5 separate regions of the Homo sapiens genome follow, and regions 2, 3, 4 and 5 are each linked to region 1. The links are chromatin contacts, found by Hi-C or POLR2A ChIA-PET in ENCODE. All regions are on one chromosome and are shown on one strand. The core of a region is the stretch at or near the end of the contact, and the rest is flanking DNA. Distances in the headings are between cores, read along the strand shown. Region 1 holds the start of MIRLET7A1HG (miRlet-7a-1/let-7f-1/let-7d cluster host gene). Region 2 holds the start of XPA (XPA, DNA damage recognition and repair factor). Region 3 holds the start of TRMO (tRNA methyltransferase O). Region 4 holds the start of TBC1D2 (TBC1 domain family member 2). Region 5 holds the start of TDRD7 (tudor domain containing 7).

The links. Hi-C counts contacts between places; a loop is a spot of excess contacts on that map. ChIA-PET counts read pairs that join two places held with the same protein, here RNA polymerase II (POLR2A). Pooled maps may share reads with other maps.
Region 2: a loop to region 1 is called in a map with no recorded cell type, with 19 times the contacts of the local background. The contact joins the promoter of XPA here to the promoter of MIRLET7A1HG in region 1. A Hi-C loop is called at or near these places in 2 of 37 single-sample maps with no recorded cell type and 9 of 50 pooled maps. POLR2A ChIA-PET finds 5 or more read pairs at or near these places in 1 of 52 experiments (activated CD4-positive, alpha-beta T cell).
Region 3: a loop to region 1 is called in a pooled map, with 19 times the contacts of the local background. The contact joins the promoter of TRMO here to the promoter of MIRLET7A1HG in region 1. A Hi-C loop is called at or near these places in 3 of 37 single-sample maps with no recorded cell type and 10 of 50 pooled maps.
Region 4: a loop to region 1 is called in a map of naive thymus-derived CD4-positive, alpha-beta T cell, with 18 times the contacts of the local background. The contact joins the promoter of TBC1D2 here to the promoter of MIRLET7A1HG in region 1. A Hi-C loop is called at or near these places in 3 of 168 maps with a recorded cell type or tissue (CD4-positive, alpha-beta memory T cell and naive thymus-derived CD4-positive, alpha-beta T cell), 1 of 37 single-sample maps with no recorded cell type and 11 of 50 pooled maps.
Region 5: a map of naive thymus-derived CD4-positive, alpha-beta T cell shows a loop between it and region 1 (10-fold over the local background). The contact joins the promoter of TDRD7 here to the promoter of MIRLET7A1HG in region 1. A Hi-C loop is called at or near these places in 1 of 168 maps with a recorded cell type or tissue (naive thymus-derived CD4-positive, alpha-beta T cell), 1 of 37 single-sample maps with no recorded cell type and 11 of 50 pooled maps.

The regions. Positions count from the first base shown.
Region 1 is chr9:94,164,497-94,168,401 of GRCh38, forward strand. It overlaps MIRLET7A1HG (miRlet-7a-1/let-7f-1/let-7d cluster host gene), which reads left to right and starts at 1,762. Exons shown (of 5, transcript NR_170278.1): 1 at 1,762-1,885. RefSeq lists an enhancer at 1,127-1,691 and silencers at 1,387-2,186, 2,417-2,486.
Region 2 is chr9:97,694,897-97,699,160 of GRCh38, forward strand. XPA (XPA, DNA damage recognition and repair factor) reads right to left here and starts at 2,444. Exons shown (of 6, transcript NM_000380.4): 1 at 2,225-2,444. The coding sequence starts at 2,396. It also overlaps the pseudogene KRT18P13. RefSeq lists enhancers at 1,836-1,895, 1,906-1,955 and a silencer at 2,506-2,605.
Region 3 is chr9:97,920,455-97,924,561 of GRCh38, forward strand. It overlaps TRMO (tRNA methyltransferase O), which reads right to left and starts at 2,046. Exons shown (of 5, transcript NM_016481.5): 1 at 1,964-2,046. The coding sequence starts at 2,039. RefSeq lists an enhancer at 1,649-2,098.
Region 4 is chr9:98,253,359-98,257,687 of GRCh38, forward strand. It overlaps TBC1D2 (TBC1 domain family member 2), which reads right to left and starts at 2,291. Exons shown (of 13, transcript NM_001267571.2): 1 at 1,815-2,291. The coding sequence starts at 2,183. RefSeq lists a silencer at 2,306-2,355 and an enhancer at 2,526-3,015.
Region 5 is chr9:97,409,673-97,414,108 of GRCh38, forward strand. It overlaps TDRD7 (tudor domain containing 7), which reads left to right and starts at 2,424. Exons shown (of 17, transcript NM_014290.3): 1 at 2,424-2,566. RefSeq lists silencers at 2,111-2,460, 2,481-2,690, 2,775-3,069 and enhancers at 2,405-2,906, 2,907-3,406, 3,011-3,270.

The DNA.
Region 1 (3,905 bases), core at 512-3,011:
TATTGTCAAATCCATTAACATTTTCCAAATGGATTCTACTTTAGCGTCATTTAGTTGACCTTCAAGGGTAAAAAATGAAGCACAGATAGGAAGGTAAAGGGTAATGTATGTCATATGCACTTTTGCAAACTCACCAAGAAGTTTCCGATGAACATATGAAGAAAATGTCAGAAGGGCTCATAGTGCTATAAGGCTTCTTATTTCTTCTAAAACACACTGGCCCACCAGCCTCTACTACCAACCTCTAATTGAGGCTCACAGTACCTCTTAACTCTGATATCCAACAATATCCTGGTTTATTTGCTAATGCTTTCTTCCCACCTCAGCCTACTTCATCATTATTAGATATCATTTAATCCTACCCTACTGCTGTGCTAGGTACTTGGCATAGACAGGAACAAAACAGTTTCTGCCCTTGAAGAGTTCCACATCCCCTGCAGCATAACCACACTCTTCCCCTGAACTGTACTCGATCTAGCTCTGGGGCCTGCTCTCTCCTTTCTCAATATATCTTCTAACCTCAAGAAGTCCTCCCCAAATCCTACCCATGGCTTAAGCTCAAGTTTCCCCCCCTCTAGTTTCTTGTTCACTTTAGCTCACAAAATAAAGTCCCCATTAAAAACAAAACGAAACAAACTCCTTTGGCACTTATTGCATACACTAATATGAGTGCTAAAAGGGGAGCTGATACCACCACCTAAGATCATAAATGTAAACGTACAGCATGTCAAGTACTATTTCCCATAGTTCTATTACAGACAAGGACCCACTTTTTTAAAAGTGTTGCACAAAGTCACAATGAATTACAAAAAGCAGAGCTACAGCCCAGGTCTTGCGGTTCCCAGCCATAAAATCTTAAAACTGGCAGAGACCTCAAACGACACCTTAACTAGTGATTTCAGAGTCCTAGCATGTGAAAGTTGTAATGGGGATGGAGGAACTGGGCTTTGGATTAATTTTAAAACAACAAAATCAAGGATTGCTTTGAAAAACATTTGAAGACAAAAATCTTCAAAACATGGGTTGGAAAAGATAACAAAAAAAAGCTCAGGGAGGCTGAGGTGGGAGGATCTCTAGAGTCCGGATGTCGAGGCTACAGTGAGCCGTGACCCACGCCACTGCACTCCAGCCCTGGAGAAAGAGCGAGAGACCGTGTCTCGAAAAAACAAACAACAAAAAAACCCTCAGACCCCAAAACGTCAAGGAATAAAAGTAAAAGGTTGGGCGGACACAACTCCTCCATTTGACAGATGAGCAAACTGAGGCACAGAACTCCAGGAGGCCTGGCCAAGGCCTCCTGGAGGGAACAGGGTCAGTTGACGGAAAAGAGCCAGAGGCTGCACGCTGGACAGCGTTCGGACCTTCCGGGTCGCGCACGTGTAAATTGCCCCCAGGAGCCTGAGGGAGCAAAGCAGCCGCCCCGCCCCGCGGGCAGCGCGTTCAGCGGCCACGTGACACAGCCAGCCCATCACGCGCAAAGGGCAGGGCCTGGAGGACACCACCCCCGCCACTCTCTCAGCCCTCCACTAGGAAAGAAGGAGATGGTATTGGTGGGCGGGCCAGACCCGCCTCCCCCACGGTGGCCACCCCGCGCGAGGCGGGCCCAGCCGCCGCCCTCCAGTGAGGGGACGGACGAGCTCAGCTAGGCCAAGGCGAAAGAGCGACGCGCACTTCAATCAGACGGCTTCACCAATGGGCTTGCGCGCTTTCCGCGGCGCCCGCCCCTGCATCGGCCTCCCGGCGACCGCGCTGCTTTCCCTCAGGCCGCCGCGGCGGCGCCCGCCCGCGCCTCCATCCGGGTCCTGGCGCGGTGCTCTCCCGGCAGCGACGGGCGCGAGGGCCGGGGCATTCCCACGGCCGCGACGGCCCTCTCCGCGAGCGCGAGGTGGGTATGGCGGACGCGGCAGCGAGCGCGGGTCCGTCGCCATTTTATTTCGCGGAGACTCGCGGCAGCGGGTGGGCAGAATGGGAGAGCCGTGCGCCGGCCCGCGCCTGTCCGGCTAACGCGGGCTGGGACTGGTGGGGCGGCCTGCCCCCTCCAGCGGGCGGGTGGCCCCGGGGGGCCGGCGGGCTGCTAGCGGAAGTCGCGGGCGCTCGGGGCACGGGGGAGGGGTGCCGCGTGGCCGCCGCGGGGCCGGCTCCAACCCCCTCCGCTTCCCGCCCAGCTCCTCACCGACAGGGCGGGGGAGGGGGGGTCATTCTTCACATTCCTTACCCCGCCCTTCCCCCCGCTTCAATCAAACTTGGGGCGGGCGGAAGGCCCGCCTTCCGGCCGGCGCCTGTTGGCCGGCGCCGCCTCTGACTGTGGCGTGACTGGTTGTAGGCGCCGCCAGGTGCCTCTGACGTCACTTCCGCTATCAAGTTTGTGGGCCGGGGAGACCTTGGCCTTGGGGGTTGGGATGAAGGAGGGAAGGTAGGAAGTGCGAGGGGCGGGGGGACAGGGCGGGAAGGCGCGGGCGGGGAGGGCGGGAGAGTCGTGGCTGGCTGCATGCCCCTGCTCCCCGCGGCCAAGTGCAGCCTCCCTTCCTGAAGCAGCTGCTGCGGCTGGAGGTCCGCTGCGGCAGCCGTCCTTGGCGAGGGGGAGGGGAACGCGGGAGCGGGAGGAAATCGTATCCCGGGGGACGGGGCTTGGAGATTTGCGACTCGGTGTCACCGGAAACAGCGCTGGCCTTTTGAGTCGACGCTGCAAACTCTTGGAACCGAGTGCCTCTCAGAAGGCTTGCTAATAAACTTCCCGGGCGGGCTCTAGTGTGAGGAATGTGGTAACCTGTATGTCCTTGGCCAGTAATGCCCTTCGGTCTTTCAACTTTTTACAGTAGATTCTGTGTCAGAGGTAATGGTATGTATTCTTCAACTTACCGGTTTTTAAAAAATTGACTAACGAGAGGGCGGGCAGACAGGAAAAAGGCAGGGAAGACAGTGAATGTTAAAATTTTGAGGTAAATCAGGAGACTGGTTGAGTTTTGCTTTTTAACTTCATTGATAATACTGCTTTCTTGGCATACAGTTCCTAAAGTTAAAGCATCATGTGGCATTCCTTTGCATTTATTTCTGTTGGCCTGAAGTATAAGAACATTGAATGTCAAATTCCAAATTTATGTGTAGTTTAGGAAATAATTGTTTATATCCAGAATTCTTTTGGTGTTTGGCGGGGTCTGGTTTTATTTACTGTATATTCGGGAAGTATGTGTAGTTAGGGAAGTAAAAACTTGGAAGTTACTTTGGGTTTTGTGAGAATGTTTGATTCATTATACATATTTGTTAAAAGTTTACTTTGAAACTTCAACTTTGAGAATAGACAAATTTCTTGACGTCCTGTAAATTCAGTGGTATTATATAGCATTTTAAAATTTATCACTTAGGTGCAATTACAGTGTGAGGGGAAAAGTTAACTTTTTTGAATAGTTACATTGCAGTGACAGCAAGAGAGTATTTTTATGTGTAGACAGGCTGTGGGTTCCCCTCACTTAAATTGAAGCTCTGTTGAACTTGAGACACTTAAGAATCTTGCAAGTGTGAAAAGTGGAGTGAAACAAAACCATTTCTAAAACGAAAATGTGTAACTGCGTTCAGTTTTACACAGTGAAGAAATAAGTATTAAACAAGTTAGTCTCAAACGTTTATATCTTAAGGTCATTTTATTCCTGTTATCATTAACTAGACATATCTTGGTTTAGAGAGCAGCACACAAGACATTGTGTACTTTTAATAGCTAAGATAGTATAATAACTACTCATATGGGAATTACCGAGTGTTAAGAGCGCCAAACTAGTGTTTCAAACTGTAGGTCCTGAGTTATAGGGTCATGAAGTCACTTTAGTGGGTGGTGATCCGAATTTTTTAAAAAGTAGAAAATATTCCATTGAATACAAAATAGCGTGTTGATTCAGCTCGACACATGTGTA
Region 2 (4,264 bases), core at 1,194-3,693, 3.5 Mb after region 1:
CAAAAGAATCTATACAACATCTAAATGCACAAACTACCAATGCACGCAACAAAATGTGTGAATCTCTCAGATACTATGTTGCGCAAAAAAAGCCAGATACTGTATGACTCAATGTACATGAAGTTTGGAAATAGGTAATACCAATCAAATGGTCAGAAGAGTATTACTTCTGAGAGTAGAGAGTGGACACCGACTAGGAAGGCGCAATAGGAAAACTTCTAAGGTTCCGGAAGTGTACATGTCTTGATCACGATGGTGTTTACACAAGCATTCACATAGGTAAAATTCAGATGAGTACATTTTACAGTATGTTACACCTCCATTTATTAAGACAGATTAATATGTTTTATTCTGCTACAGTCACTCCCCTTCTCTGGCCTCAATTTCTCCCTCTATTAAATGAAAGGATTAGATTATAAACTTGTTTCCACTGTTAACAGCAATTCTCACACTATAATGCCTGTTCATCTCTCTGTATCCCTTCATTAGACTGAGTGCCTTTACTTGTATACTTCTGACAAATAGTAAACATTCCATGAGTACCAACTGGATGGATAGAAATGAATGAACCTACCAGAATATGTAATATAAATAGCAAAGTAAATGAATGGAATGACAGTAAACACAATGAGAATTAAGAAGAGGGAAAGCTGGAGTAGTCGAGCCCATGACTTGAGCAGGATCCTAAACAATGCTAACTCATGCCCAAAACAAAGTCCGATTTCTCTCTGCTGCTATGCCTTGCTGTTTCCCCAGGACCTTAGCACCACTCTTCGTATTCTAAGCAAGTTTTTTCAGTCTTTCATGGCATATGTCATGGCACACAGAGAAAAAGAAAATTGTATAGTACCATGAAATAAAAGTGTCACAAAGATAAAAATCTCAGCACTTACCTAACTCTTGAAACATGGTGGGTTGTACACAATGCTACAATACAGTTCAGTTCTTGGGGAACTGCCTAAGAAATCTTAAAGAATGTTCATTCTACCTTGCTTTCCATGATCAAAAGTTTAATTTAATGTCAGTTTTTGCTATTTTGCACCTTCCGTTCCACAGCCATGTCGTAGACCTGGAAACCTTTATGGAATCATGACTATGAATTAATCAGTGCAAATGAACTTTCTGTCTGACTCTAGCGTGCCTCAAGTTTAGAAAGGAATAAAAGGTAACCACTATAAAGTAGAAAGGATGAGACCAGTACCATCAAAAGTAGCTGGAATTTGCAGTTTCGGTGTTAGTATGAACATCAAGACATGCTGCCAGCCTCAGACTCTTCTCACTCTCACTACATCTGGCTGATAAAAAAGAGTAATACAGCTCTAAACTGTGCTCGACAAAGGGCAGTATAGAGCTTTAGGAACACATGTACTTCATGTTATAGAGGCAGCCCTGAAGAACTGCCTGTCAACCAAACTATATTTTAAGTATCCTGTTAAAGATTATTAGTTGACCCCAGTGGCAAATTCTATAAGAGAATAATCTGCAATGAGAGATCAGTCCTTAATTTACTTCAATCAATAAACACGTTTTGAGCAACTAGTTTTTGCCAAGAAATCGCAGAGGTCACATGTCCAAGAAATAGACTCATGGAATCTATGGATTAGAATCTTAAAGGTTTACTATCCAGTCCCTTCTTCTGATTGCTGAGTAGGAGATTCTGATTGCTGAATCTCCTCTCCTCCACATAAGTAAGCGTTCTTCCAGTTCCTATTTGAGCGCTTCTAGTAACGGGAAGCTCATGAGAAGCAATCCATTGCACTTTTGGCAACTCTAATTGTTGAAAGCTCTCCCTAACAAACACCAAGATCTGCCTCTTCCATCAACTAGTTCTAGGTATAGAGGCCAGAATCAAGAACTAGTCTAACTCCTCTTTCCGGGACAGCTGAGGCCCTGACACCTGGCAGTGGCTGACACCTCCCGGCCGGGGCGGCTGCATCCCTAAACGAAAAATCGAAGCTGCCAGCAGCCGAGGTGCAGCGAAGAAGGCCCGGGGCTGGGGGTCAGGAGGCCCGCGTGCGACAGAGGAACGCTCTGTGGTCGTGGACAGGACGCTTTGACAAGGCGGCTGGCTGGGCGGATTCCCTCTCCGACTCGGGGAGAATCTGCACACATACGCCAGCGGAGTTGACGCGACCCCCGGGCCCCGGGACTCGGCTTGCACGAGCCAGTCTGGGGACCGGGGAGGCGGGGAGAGGGAAGGGGAAAGCGCGGACGCGGCCCAAACCTCCAGTAGCCGCAGCCGCCGTCGCCGAGTAGGGCCGGGCAGCCAGCCGGGCCTGGCGCAGCATCAGTGCCCGCTGCCGCTTCCGCTCGATACTCGCCCGCACCGAGGCAGGCAGCTCCGCGGGTTGCTCTAAAGCCGCCGCCTCCGGCAAAGCCCCGTCGGCCGCCGCCATCTCTGGCCCACTCCGAGGACCTAGCTCCCAGCTCCACGCACGCGCACTGCACGCCGAGGCGAGCCAGCCGCCCTGCACCGCCTCTGCGCTCCCCGCACCCAGCGGCCTTTCTGAGTGAGAGCGCCTGCGCAGTTAAGGGGCTCGGGGTGGCCTGCCCGGGCGCTGGGCGGAGTCTGGGTATGCGCGGACACGGAGTACCCGCCTAACTACCTGCTCTCTTGTCATCCGGGAGAAGGGTCCGTGCTGAGATCATATCTCACGACCTGGTCACCTTTAAAATAGGTCTCGCTTGGTGATTCAGAGTATAGGCTTTGGAGTCAGGCCTGGGTTAAGTCTGAGCTCTTGACAGTTAAAGTCTGTGTGACCTTGGGCAAGTTATTTAACCAGAGTTCAGTTTCTTCAGTGGTAAAATGAGGATAATTATGGAACCATTTACCGAGTCTTTGGGAGGATTAGATTGCCAGGACAATAACCTGGCACGTAGAAGACCTCAAAAAATGGTAACAGTGAGTAGTAGTAGTGCCAGTCATAGAGCCCAACAGATGATAGTCCTGATTTTATGTTGGATACACGGCCTAGAGACACAGCCTTAGATTTAAAATGAGAAGACCTGGGTTGAAACTCCCAGTTAACTTGCTGTGTGACCTCAGGCAAATGCAGGACTTGCTCCAAGGCTGATATGCATAAGGTTGGCTATCTTTCCCATGGAATATTCCTTCAGTGAGGATGAGCTACTGCCAGGTAGACAGTGGGTTTGGATCTGGGCCAAATATCCTGACTTCCCAAAAGTGTGGCTAGTGTAACAAAAGAAACATAGCAGGCTTTCCCAAAAATGTATGCTTTCCCTTTGTTACAAATAATGCTTAATTGAAACCAGAAAACATTAACTTCTAATTACTACATGTACCATTTAGGACTGGCTTTTAGAAAGACAACCTCACACACTGATGTTTCCCACTAATGTTCAATGGTTAACCTTTCAGAAACACAATTCAGTGTTCTAATTTATCGGTCATATATACATAAAGCTGCAAAACCTCGTATAAAGCAGTTACCTGCTGAAATCTTAGGTTGAATTGGAGATAGAATCTCAAGCCATCCCCATCTCCCTTCCCCTCAGATCCTTCTTTCTCCCTACCCATCAATCTTGCCCAGGTGAAACTATTTCAAATTCCATAACATCAAAAGCACAAGCAACAAAAGAAAAAAAGCTGGACTTCATTAAAATTAAAAACTAGGCTGGGCACAGTGGTTCACACCTGTAATCTCAACAGTTTGGGAGGCCAAGGCAGGAGGATGACTTGAGGTCATGAGTTCAAGACAAGCTGAGGCAACACAGTGAGACCCTGTCACTATTAAAAAATAATAATAATTGGCAAGGTGCAGTGGCTCATGTCTGTAATCCCAGCCCTTTGGGAGGCCAACACAGGAGGATTGCTTGAGACCAGGAGTTCAAGACCAACCTGGGCAATGTAACAAGAACCCATCTCAGGAGGTCAAGGCTGCAGTGAGCTGTGATGGCACCACTACACTCCAGCCTGGGCAACACAATAACATCTTGTCTCAAAAAAAAATTAAAGTCGTCGGCAAAGCCTGAGTCCTGTCCTCTCACTCTCCTCCCTGGACAGCATAAGCTTCACCACTCGCTCCACCTTCTCCACCAACTACCGGTCCCTGGGTTCTGTCCAGGCACCCAGCTACGGTGTCCGGCTGGTCAGCAGCATAGCCAGCGTCTGTACAGGCACGGGGGCTCTGGTTCCCGGATCTCCATGTCCCGCTCCACCAGCTACCTGAGCAGCATGGGTTCCGGGGGCCTGGCCGCGGGGATGGCCAGGGGTCTGGCAGGAATGAGAGGCATCCAGAACAAG
Region 3 (4,107 bases), core at 796-3,295, 3.8 Mb after region 1:
CTCTCTGAATCCGTTTTCTCATCTATAAAACAAGGGATACTACCTACTTTGGAAAGCTGTAAAAGTACTAATAAAATAGGAAAGCATCCAATAAAATAGAAGGTGCCCAGCAAGGAGTGCTTTTTAAAGTCCCTGCTCAGGCTTTTTCCTCATTTAAACATTACAACTGTATTAACTGTGTAATAAGTAAAAAGCCAGCAAGCAATCAATGTGGGGTTTTTTGTGTACAGGATTGTCTACACGTCTTGCTCTGAAAATAAGTTCAGGTCCTTTTCATTTCCACCTGTACTATTAAATTACCCTTCTTAGGCTTTCTGTCCCCACTGCAAGTTCTTCCCCTTCTCAAAATACTCTAGACGAATCCTCAACACTCCTAGAGTTTCTTGTGTTATGCTAACTCTTTAACTTTAAACTTTTCATATTCTCCACTGTTAACAGACTTTGTATTTCTTAGCCTGGTACTCAAGTTTCTTCACAATCAGAATCCAAAGGTTCCCACCTCCCTGTTCCATCCAACACTTTAGACTTCTAGCTCCCCAAACCTATACTGTGTAGACTTCTGAGCCCTGGCTTCTGCGTTTTCCTTCCTGTCAAAATATGAGACCTGTAATCGGCAGTGTGCAACAATTTTTTTTAAATAAGCACATTTGGCCAGGTAATAGCACTTCCAAGAAATTTAACAAAGTTCAAACTTTAGAATGTACACAAACATTTCGGCTTCAAGAGCTTTCTTTTAGAACAATGCAAACTGGCAATAACTTAAATGCTCAGTAACAGGAAGCTGGTTAAATTAGAGCACATATCTAAAACAAAGCGTTAGGCTGGTTGCAGTGGCTCATGCCTGTAATCCCAAAACTTTGGGAGGCTAAGGCAGGTGGATTGCTTAAGCCCAGGAGTTTGAGACCAGCCTGGGCAACACGGTGAGAGCTTGCCTCTACAAAAATTAATAATAACAAAACAAAGTGTTAATTTTTTTTTTTTTTTTTTGAGACGGAGTCTCGCTCTGTCGCCCAGGCCGGAGTGCAGTGGCGCGATCTCGGCTCACTGCAAGCCCGCCTCCCGGGTTCATGCCATTCTCCTGCCTCAGCCTCCCGAGTAGCTGGGACTACAGGAGCCCACCACCACGCCCGGCTGATTTTTTTGTATTTTTTAGTAGAGACGAGGTTTCACCGTGTTAGCCAGGATGGTCTCGATCTCCTGACCTCGTGATCCGCCCACCTCGGCCTCCCAAAGTGCTGGGATTACAGGCATGAGCCGCTGCGCCCGGCCCAAAGTGTTATAATTAACATTAACTGCCCTGTTAAGATTTTTTTTTAAATTATTTTAACGTTACTAAACAGGTCGTATAGTACCTCACTTTCCAAGTGTGTATGCAAAGAAACAAGCGTGGAAGGTAGACACCAAGATATTGACAATGGCTTTCTCTGGCAGGTTATTTTAATTTTCTTCCATTTGCTTTCCAGTTTCTAAAGCTAATATATTCCTCTATGAAAACGTGTGAGTAAAGAGAAACAAATTCATGCCTTGTCTTTCTAGGCCCAATTTAAAACTATTTTCTCCCCCAGAAACTTTCCCCCTTCTCTGTCCTCATTCCTACAGCGCAGGATGCCTCTCTATGGCATTTATTAATTCCTAACCCGCCTAACACCATCTCCCATACGCTATGGCAAGGAAACCCCTAAGAGAAAAGCCCCTACGCTGCACGTAGCTGCTCCAGCTACTGAGCCAAGACTACGCAGACAGTACAAGTCTTATAACAAAGCGGAACAAGCCAGATGACGTCATCCCGCTCGCCAAAGCACATCACGTGGTCTCCGCAGCACGTGACCCGTGCCTTCGCCGTAGGTAAAAGAATGACGCACGTCAGTTCCAGATCGTGCGTTTTACACCCCTCTCGGCAACGAAGTCCGCTGCCTGGGCCTAAACCTCTCCAGAGTGTGGCACCGCCGGTGTTGGAAGTTACCTGTCTCCAGAGCCGGCTTAACGCAGCCGCACGGGGTCGCTGTAGGCCGAGGCCCCGACTCCTCCAAGCCGCGCATGGCTACTGGTTGCTGAGGTGCCCACCCGACGCATTCAACCTTCCGCTTCCGCTCTCCATGCCTGACGCATGCGCAGTGGCCTCGCCGGCGAGGTCCCGCGAACCCAGGAGAATGTGCGCGCGCAGGGTGGCGTTGAGGGAAGCTTTGAGTTCTCCATGGGGCTTCGAACCCTATCCCGGGCGTGTGCCCCTCCGGGACCCCAATCTCGTTTATCTTACACACAGCTGCTACAGTTGCCCGCCCTCCTAGGGTAGAATGCGACTCCGGCTTCCCGCGCTTTTTGAGAGGGAACACACCTCCATGAAGAACTCGCAACTATGTCTCTCTCGAAACATTATTAAGTAACCTATACGTCCAGTATGACCCTAATTTTTAAGGGATGTGTATATGTAATTAACACAGAGCGGAAGGACTGGACGTTAAGAAATGTTAAGAATTCTCAGGCACCTGTGGTCCCAGCTACCCAGGAGATTGAGGCGGGAGGATCGCTTGAGCCCAGGAGTTTGAGGCTGCAGTGAACCGTGATCGCGCCACTGCACTCCAGCCTGGGTGACAGAGCGAGACCTCGTATCAAAAAAAAAAAAAAAAAAAAAAAAAAAAAAAAAAAAAAAATTATCCCTGGGTGGTGGGAAATTTTTCCATAATATAAGTTATGCTTTGTCAGAAACAACCCCAAATAAGTCTTATTTCAAGTGTGGTGGATGTTATAAAGGAGCCCTACTATGTGCTAGGGGTTAAGGAGTGGGAACTGTTTCTTGTGCTCCACACCTTACCGGAACTGAAGTGAGAATGGAATTATAAGAGTCAACATGCCATGTGCATTGTGGGGATTATTGTCGTTTCTGGACAGCTCTGAGAAGCTAAGAGCTAACAAGAATCATTTAATCCCATGCAATGACCAGTTGTCCTTGCAATGATAGCCTATCTTTTACCCACTTGTAATGCTGTCTCTCACCTTTAGTAAGTTTCTCTGTATATAATTCTCTTTCTGGGAGAAATTTTAAAATCTTTTATCTTTTTATCTGTTAACATCTGCAGTATAAAATATTCAAAAGCATATGAGTCACAGATTGAAAAGTCTAACAACCATGAAAAGATGTTTCCATGTCTGTCCATTTGTCATTGATTTCTGGTAGAAAATAACCAGCAGGAGGAGCCAAATAATTAAAGATTGTGGTTTAAAAAATAAGATAAAACTGATCAAATTCATATAGTGTCTTTTGGCAGGTCATTTTTACAGGACAACTTGGAAAAGGCTGCCATTTTTTTTAGGAGGGACAGCTCTGTGCAGCTGGAGAAACAAGTTTGAAAATCATTGTTTTATATATATATAGCGCGCGCGCGTGTGTGTGTATGTGTGTGTTTATAAAACTGGGCCAGAATTACTGCGCTTGCCACTAGATGGTGGTGTTGCTAAAAATGATAGTCCCGCTTTATCTGTGGAAAGACTAGATTTAAAGAGATATTTGCCCTCCTGGAGGGCATGGTAGACGTTGTTAATCACACAAAAAAATATGTAATTACCAAGTGTGACAAGTACTGAAATGCAAAGCTGATTTGAATATACTAGGGAAATAGATTGCTACTTCTTTTATAGGTAAAATTTCTCTTGACTGAAAACGGGAACTTAAATATGCAGCACATTTTTTAGTCTATGATTTGAAGTTCTTATTATCTTGTCTGGAATTATATGTGATTATTTGCAGTTTATAAGACTTAACCTCTCCTCCAGATGTAAGACCTAGAAATCTGCCTTAAAGAAATGACCTAAATAATTATGTAGTCTTCAGCTTGTACTACTTTGAGAAACACTTCTCAGTAGAGTGATTCTTAACCTCTCATTTGGGTGAAGGACCCCTTTGAGAATCAACTAAAGCTTTGAACCGTCCCACACATCATTTTGGCTATAATATCATATGGTTCATGGGTTTCTAACCTAACATGAGAGGAGGGCAGCACAAAGTCAAGCTAGAAGGATTCTTGCAAAACTTTAATTCTGTCACCTAAAGGTTCTAAGCCAAGAAGAACGCCAGAAGAATTTTAGATGCACAGTGATGTTTAAACAAGA
Region 4 (4,329 bases), core at 1,041-3,540, 4.1 Mb after region 1:
TCCCCTTCCCCACAGCCACAGCTCTAGTTCAGCTGTCACTCTCTTCTGATCACCTTCTGATGGGCTCCCTGAGTACCAGCCTTGCCCTTCCCCTAGTTTCTTCTCTATCCAATAGTCAGACTGAGCTTTTGCTACTTGGCCTAATTTGCCAATTCCCCACCCTCGGGCCTCTGCTCTTCAACTCCATCCTTTGGGCCCCTCTGTTTTTCTGGCTCATGTGATTTGCCTGGACACTCAGGGCTGTATCATGGTTTCCTAATTTGCTCACGGTGCTCTCTTGGCCTGGAATACCTTTCTCCCTCTTGTCTGCTTGCCACCTATTTCTTCTTTCAAGCCTTGGGTGTGTCCCTCCTCCAGATGCCTTTCTGGCTAGCCCCTTCCACTTGGTGGAACTGACTCCTCCTGTCACCACACCTTCTTGCACAGACTTATCACATGTCTCTACAGAACATTTCAGGGTGCATGCAGGTTCTCCCTCAGTCTCTCCCACCAGACTTTAAGCTGTCAGAGAACCAGGGGTGGGGGTGCATTAGCTCCACACCCCGCCAAGCGCAGAGCCAGGAACAATGGAATACTATTATAAAGACCATGTGTTGAAGACCCTGCATACAGCAGTCAACCTGTGGAAGAGACACATAGACCCGGGAACCACATGACCTCGAAAATGCCTTCCCTGGCCAGGGATTCCTGAGTTTCATTATTTTAACCAAGTCCCCCAGCCTGGTCACCCGCCAAGTCCAGTCAGTAAAGGAGAACTGAACACGTGGGCATCCACAGATACCCACTTAGCTGGAGTTGGGGTTGGAGGGGTGGACAGATGGGGATGGGGTGGGGAAGGCTATCTCCTGGCACATTCTTCTCTGATGCCCATAGAACACTTAGCCCAGATCTGTCTTTCCAATTAAGTTATGGGACACCTCCTCTTGACATTAGCACTCTGACCTTGGTTCCATCACCTTGTGTGTGCATGTGTGCTTATGCAACAAAAAATTATTAAGTACTCCACTAGGTACCAGGCTGTATTCTAGGTGATGCAATTAATTCAACAATTTGTACATGCCTGTGATGTGTCAAATGCTTACAAACCACCTAGGTTCTGAGAGGTTAAGTAACTTGTCCAGGGTCACACAGCTAGTAAGTAGCAAATGTACAATTTGAATCCAAGCCCGTCTGATTTCAAAGAATGTGGCCTTTCTACTGCTTTAGGCTTTCTCAGTTACACATGATGATAAAACCTACCCCTTGCTGCTGATAGGAAAACAGGTTTAAGCATGCCTAGATGAACAATCTAGGCTGATCAGTGAAACCTAAGTGTTTATTTTCCTAATCCCTGCCAGTCTCTTCTCAGCATTCACTGACCTTGGCCAAAATATCAAGAAACGGGAATCAGAATCCTGGCCTTGAGAGAGGATTGCAAAGACCATATTTTGACTTACTTAGGTCCCAGGTAAGAAAGTTAAGGTAACTGCACTGTCAGGCACACCCAAAAGTAAAAGTTTTGATTCAGCACTGAGAGGTAGAAAGACTATGGGATTCCAAGCTACCCTACTCTCTAGACGCATGGACCTCGAGCCAGTCCTTTCATCTCCCTCTGACTCAGTTTCTTGATCCGTAAAATGGGTCTGTCTTCCCTGCCTTGTGGGAACCCAATGAGGAAATGGGTGGGAATGCACTTTGCAAAGCACAAAGTTCTTGGAACTGTCGTCACCGACACTCCAAATTTACTGTGTCCACCTCACACTCGCGCCCAGCCTTGCCCTGCGAAAAGGGGACCTCACGCCGCTGGAAAGGAGAAAGTCGTTGCAGGAATTTACCTTCAGGGTAATAACCCGGCTGGGAGTCTTGATTTCGAAGATCCCCTCCTCAGCGTCCGCCTTACAGTCAAACACTGCACTGGAGAGGTCGATGCTGTCCAAGGGATTGGCATCCTGAGCGGTCCGCGAGTAATACAGCTGACATTTCCTTTCGTCGTAGAAGAACCAGCGGGATTTCCAGCCCCGGATGGGCCCTTTGCCGCCGAACTTACTTAAATACCCACAGAGTTTCTTGGGGACCGCCTCCAGGGACCGGGCGCAGTCCCCCGATTCTTCCTCCGGAGGCGGCACCTGTGGATCCCTGGCAGACTCTTCGGACCCAGGGGCAGAGGAGCTGGACTCCGGGGCGTTCTCCCCAGCGCCCTCCATCGCTGCCAGCCGGAGACTGCGGAGGGACGAGGGGTCCGCGGGACCACCAGGGACAAATCTCGGAGACTCGGCGGGCAGCTTCCCAAAGGGAGACACCTGGGCGGGGGCGGGGCCGACGGCGAACCCGCCCCCAGGAAGCCACAGAGTCGGGACCGGGTGCGGTGCGCGCGCCTCAAAGATCGCAAACCCAGGTTACGGCGGCTGGCCACGCCCCTCCACCGCCAGGCCACGCCCCCGCAGCGCTCAGTCGGCTCCCTGCAAAGCCCAGCTGCTTCCGGCTTTTTCTCCGCGCCAGTCAGCCATCTTTACTGAGGGCAGCCGTGCTCCCTGGCTTCAGGTTAAAGGCGTGGTGGCACTGAGTTAGGTTAACCGCGGGCAGAGAAGCCTGTCCCTAGCTACACTTCCCTGGTAGTTCGCATAGTCACCTAGAAAGATAGTGCTTTCTTGCACCCGATGGGCTGCTTGTTCCCTCCCTGTGCCGCGCGGGGCACCCTCGGACGGCGCATCTCGCGGCCATTGGCTGAAAGGAAGACCGCTGGGAGGCCCATCTTCCGGCGTCGCCCGGGCAGCGCGGCTCCGGAGCTGTCTGCCACTCTTCTCCTGGTGTTCCTTCAGCCCCGTCAGTGACGCCGCGGACGGCCTTCTTATCCCTCGCCTGACAGCAGTGGCCTCCCCAGCTCTCTGTCCTGGCTCCTATTCGCCTCCTGACAGCGCTGGTTGTGTTGCTTGGGGCGCCCAGGCGCGGCCGCTGCGCTGCGGAAACCCATGCCACTCCTGGGTCATAGTTGGGTGCAGTACATTTATTTTTATTTTGTTATTGCTATTATTATTTTTAGAGACGGTCTGGCTCTGTCACCCAGGCTGGAGTGCAGTGGCGCGATCAGAGCTCACTGCAGTCTCCGCCTCCCGGTCTCAAGCCATCCTCCCGCCTCAGTCTCCCGAGTAGCTGAGACCGCAACTGCGCACCACCACACCCGGCTAATTTTTAAATTGTTTTTTGCAGAGAGGGGGGTCTTGAACTCCTGGCCTCAAGCGATTCTCCTGCCTCGGCCTCCTAAAGTGCTGGAATTACAGGCGAGAGCCACCGCGCCAGGCTGTTTTGTAAATAAGTAAAAGAATTTAGGGTTTGACTAACTTGCTCAACTTCTGCCTCATTTTACCTGTTTCCCCTTAAACTTCTCCCCTTCCCTCCTAAGGCGCATTTCTCCATTAGGGTTGCGGAGCCCAATTGCGTCCAGCTTTCTTTAGGAGCTTCTTTCTGCCTTTCTCTTGCCCTTTGTTCAGCCTTTCCTCTTACTTCATCGTCTCCCCCTCAGCCGTCGTTAACGAGACCCTCATGCACACTCAGTGATATTGACAAGAAGCAGGGTGGGGGTAAAGGCGAGGGCTCTAGAGTCTATTTGCATAATTTTCAGATTCCCACTCTGCAATACTGAGTGATTTGCTCAACCTAAAAATGGAGATAACACTTCTTCCTACCCACCCCCGACCCGCCGCCAGACAACTTTACGGTGAAGCTAATGAAATTTATGTTCACTTGCATGGGTCGCTGGGATTTGTAGTCTAACAGGTGGGGAGTTGCAACCAGGGAGCATTTCTCCTAAATGCCAGAGAGCTCTTCATTTGTTATAATTTACAATTTATTTTCTCATTCTAAATAACCATCGTCATACCTAATTTTGTGTTCATAATTTTGTAATTTTTTAAAAATCAGAAGGCCCTTAATGCTGTTTAATTCCAGTCCCCACAAAACCTGGATCTACACCTGTCTACCCTTAGAGTTGTTTTGATAATTAAATAAAATAATATGTGTGAAGCTCTTAGTACAGAATGTGGGACAAAATATTTCTTTTCTTTTCGAGACAGAGTTTCGCTCTTGTTGCGCAGGCTGGAGTGCAATGGCGCGATCTCGGCTCACCGTGACCTCCGCCTCCCGGATTCAAGCGATTCTCCTGCCACCGCACCCAGCCAGTTTCTTTTCTTTTCTTTTTTTTTAATTTTTTTTTTTTTTTTTTTTTTTGATACAGAGTCTCGCTCTGTCGCCCAAGCTGGAGTGCAGTGGCATGCTCTCCAATTCCCATTCTCCTGCCTCAGCCTCCCGAGTAGCTGGGATTACATACACGCGTCACCATACCCAGCTAATTTT
Region 5 (4,436 bases), core at 1,174-3,673, 3.2 Mb after region 1:
TGCAGAGACCAAATTGGGGCTGGTTGTCTTTTAGGTCTGTCTTGGTCCATTCCTGCTGCTATAACAAAATATCTTAGACTGGATAATTTATAAATAATAGAAATTTTTTTCTTACAGTTCTGGAGGTTTGGAAGTCTAAGATCAAGGTGCCAGCAGATTTGGCATCCTGTGAGGACTTGCTCTCCTCTTCAAAGATGGCACCTTCTTGCTGAATCCTTACACAGTGGAAGGGGCAGAAGGCTCCCTTAAGCCCCTAAGGGCACTAATTCTATTCACAAGGACGAAGCCATCATGACTTCTCAAAGGTCCCACCTCTCAACACCGCAAGAATGGGGATTAGGTTTCAACATGAATTTTGTAGGGACACAAACATTCAGACCATAGCAAAGTCTATTAAAAATCCACTGCAATGTTTGGAGTAGACTGGAAGGGAAAGAACAGAAAGACATCTGAAATAGACTGAAATAGAGCAAAGGAGATGCAGAGAAATTCCAGAGAGAGACATTTAGGCAAACTTAGTCAGGGACCAGATCTAGGATATGAAAGAGAACAGTGTTCAAAGAAAAGCCCTGTTCAAAAACTCTGAACAATTCCCTACCGCCTTTGGGGAAACATCCAAGTGTCTGAGAGCTGGATATCAGGTTTTCCAGATTTACTTCCAATTTTTCTTTGTATTGCCTACTGCATCTTTTCACTGAATCAAAAGCTCTATAAGCACAGGCTTATCCATGAAAATTTGTTATTTAACAGCAGGTGTTCAATATATATTAGTTGATTGTCCATTCACCTTCTGACGGATGTTTGTATTCTTTCCATGTGGGGCTACGGCCAACACAACTGCCATGAGCACTCTTGTACAGGTTTTTGTGTGGACATCTGCTTTCATTTCTCCTGGGTAAATACCCAGGAGCAGAATTGCTGGGTTGCGTGGTAGGTTTGGTACATCCCTACAATACCATTCAGCAATAGAAAGACATGAACTATTGATACATGTAACAACATGGATGAACATAATTTGCTAAATAAAAGAAGCCAGGCAGCCCCCCAAAGGATAGTACATACGATTCCATACATAAAAGTTTTACATATAACTCTAGAAAAAGCAAAATAATCTATAGCAACAGAAAGCAGGTGAGCAGTTGAGGGGGCAAGTGACAGGGAGGGACAAGATATAAGAATTACAAAGGATCACAGTAAAACTTTTTTGGGTGATGGATATGTTCATGATTTTGATTGCAGTGATGGTCTCACAGTGATATATATATATCAAAACTTATCAAACTGTACATTTTAAACATTCAGTTTATTGTATGTCTTATACATGGCAGTCAAGCTGTAATAAAATACCGGTTGAATAAGCAGCAGGTTCTCAGTAAATGCATAATTTATCAAGCTGTACATTTTAAACGTTCAGTTTATTGTATGTCTTATACATGGCAGTCAAGCTGTAATAAAATACCGGTTGAATAAGCAGCAGGTTCTCAGTAAATGCATAATTTATCAAGCTGTACATTTTAAACGTTCAGTTTATTGTATGTCTTATACATGGCAGTCAAGCTGTAATAAAATACCGGTTGAATAAGCAGCAGGTTCTCAGTAAATGCATATCCAATGGTGCAGAGAAGTGTTCAATGTTGGCTGCAGGGATGCAAAGCAGGTGCCAATAAGTGTTGGTGGAATTAATGTGCAGAATAAATAAGTATTCACTTATTAGGTGTTCAATAACTTTAGAGTGAATGAATAAATTTGACAGATATTTATTGCTGATCGTGTGCTAGGCACTATCCTAGGCTCTGGGAATAGGTTAAGGAACCAAACAAAAATCCTTGTGCTCACAGAGCTTTAATTTTAGAAGGATAGCAGACAATAAAAGCATAAGTAAAATACATATAGTGTGCTAGATAGGTGCTAAGGAGAAATAAGGTTGAGAATGGGGATAGGGAAAGTCAAGGAAGGAGGTTGACATGTTAGAGACTGTGTCCACCGTCATTGAAAGGGTAATGCTTGAGAAAGGCCTGAAGGATATGGGCGGACAGAGTGTGTGTCTAGGGCAATAAAAAGTAACTGCTCCAGATGTTGAAGAAAATAATGTGCAGGAGTTGAACTGTTTGGAAGGAGGGTGAGCCCCATAGAAGGAGCCACCCTCGCCCCCTGCTGAGTCCCGGCTCGCTCGGCCCGCGCGTACCTGCGTTGTCCACCAGGAGGCGCTCCCGCACCCGCCCCGCAGGCGTCTTCCGCCGCCGGCCGGTGCGTGGGCACGCGCAGAAACCGCTAGGTGGCGACGGTTTCCCTTCCCACGCGCGGACGCCGGCGTGGGCCGACGCGGCCGGAGCGCCCGCGCGTGCGCAGAGCCGAGGCCAGGCTGCCCTCGAAGCGGGGCGGGGCGAAGCGGGGCGGGGCCGAGCAGGGCGGGGCGGGGGCTTGAGGTGATTCCCAAGCCGCGGGGCGGCTCCGGTGGTGCGGGGAAACCGAAAGTGGGCGGCGGCCGCGGCGGGGCCCCTGGCGGAGACGGCGGCAGGAGCTGGGCCCAGAGACGCGGGGACGGGCCGTGGGCCCCCGGAACGAGGTGAGTGCAGGTCCTGCGGGCTCCGGGCGCGACAGGTGCCGGGCGACGTCGGACGAGATTTCGGGCGGGCGCGGCGCACCTGGGTCACCGGTGGGACCGCGGCCAGGGCCGGGGGCTCCAACAGGCTCGGGGCCTTTTCCCTGCAGCCGCAGGGGATTGCCCCCGCCCCGACGCCTGGGAACCGGGCTGGGCGCCGGGGGAGTTGGAGTTCCAGAGCGTTGTGTTTTAAATCTCTGAAGGGACCCTGCTCCGGGCCGGGCGTTCACGCGGGAGTCGGACGGAGCCTCCTGCCGCCTCGGAAGCTCTGCGCCGTGGGGGAAATGCAGCAGCGGGGTGTGGACGCGGGCGGGAGATGCGGACCAGGAAGTGGTTCCCGCTACCGGCGCGACAGGCCGCAGCCGCCGCCCCCAGCGAGGGATGTCCGCGCTCCCCTATTTGAACCCAAGTATTTTACACCACGAACTTCTCTTGAAGGTCTCTATAATCTGGAGACGAGCCCCAGGCAGGCCGCTTAAGTAATGCAGGACACACATCCCCATTTCTCTCAAACGAGGAGCACCCAGTGGGTACAGAGCACCCAGCTGGGAGGGAAACATGGATCCGTGAGTAAGTTGTCTCTCAACTTTCAGTAGCATCCCCTCAGCAGGGTCAGACTCTCAGCTTCAGCTTGCTAGGAGGGAGCTTGGAGCCGGCATATCTTTCTGCTCCCATTCACTTGAGAGGTATATTTCCATTAATAGCTAAAGGTACCATTCTCAAATAATTTCTAAGAGCAGGGAAGGGAAACAACCACATTAGAACAAGTCCTGGCCCAGAAGAATTCTGATCACCGCCCATCCAAACCAAACCAAACCAAAAAACCACAGATCTAGTTCATTAACCCTCCTACCAACACCTCTCTGCTCTCCAATCGTGCCGGTGAAAAAAATGCAGAGAAATGTTCTCTCTAGAGAGATAGGCAACAGCTTAATAGCAGAAGTAAAACTTGGACCCAAATCCCTGTCTCGTCCTGGGCTGCCTTGATGTGTATGAATGTGTTGCATACTGCAAATAATGTGAACTTTGCAGACCTGGATTGAAATCTGGGCTTCTCATTTTACAAATTGTGTGATCTTGAACAAATTACATGCTTTCTCTTAGCCTGGTTTTCTATGTGTCAAATAGAGGTACCTGGCTTACTTTGCAAGGCTTTTCCAAGATAACCACTGTATATCCTTTGCCTCATAATAATTGCCAAGCAGTATTCACTCTCTTCCTCCCAACAAACGGTCCATGTTTTACATAATTGGATTTTAGTTTTTTGAGGGCAGGGACACAAAGATCTTTGTGTTTACTATATAATATAAATGGGCACATGGTGGATATTTTTGCATTTCCTCTCAGCTGACATTCATTGAGCATCAGTTACGTGCAAAGTACTGTTCTGGGTATAGGGAATTGCCCCTGGGGCCAGCTGGATTAGCACTCACATCTCCTGTGCCCCAATCCAGGGCCCTTTGGTGGCACACAGCCTCCGTCTTTGGTAGTTGCACGGTGAGACTGTGAGGCAGCAGTTGGCAGTGCCTTCAGATTTCAGTCTCTGTAGATTGAAAATGAAGTGTAATCCCCTGCTAATGCCCTTTTAAGTGTACAGGTTGAACATGGCTGAATGAACTATTGTATTGTGCATCAAGAGATTTTAAACTCCTTGCAGAACCCCTCTTTTAAGTTCTCTGTGCAATATAATCTAGCTGGATACTTAATGTGAATATAAAGAAAAAATATAATCCAACCCCGAGTGCCTAATTTGTGTTTGTCAAGTGCTGTTTTCAAGAATTGAGATTTGACATAGAGTGCTTTGCATCTGGACACTTTCACAGAAGTTCCTTGG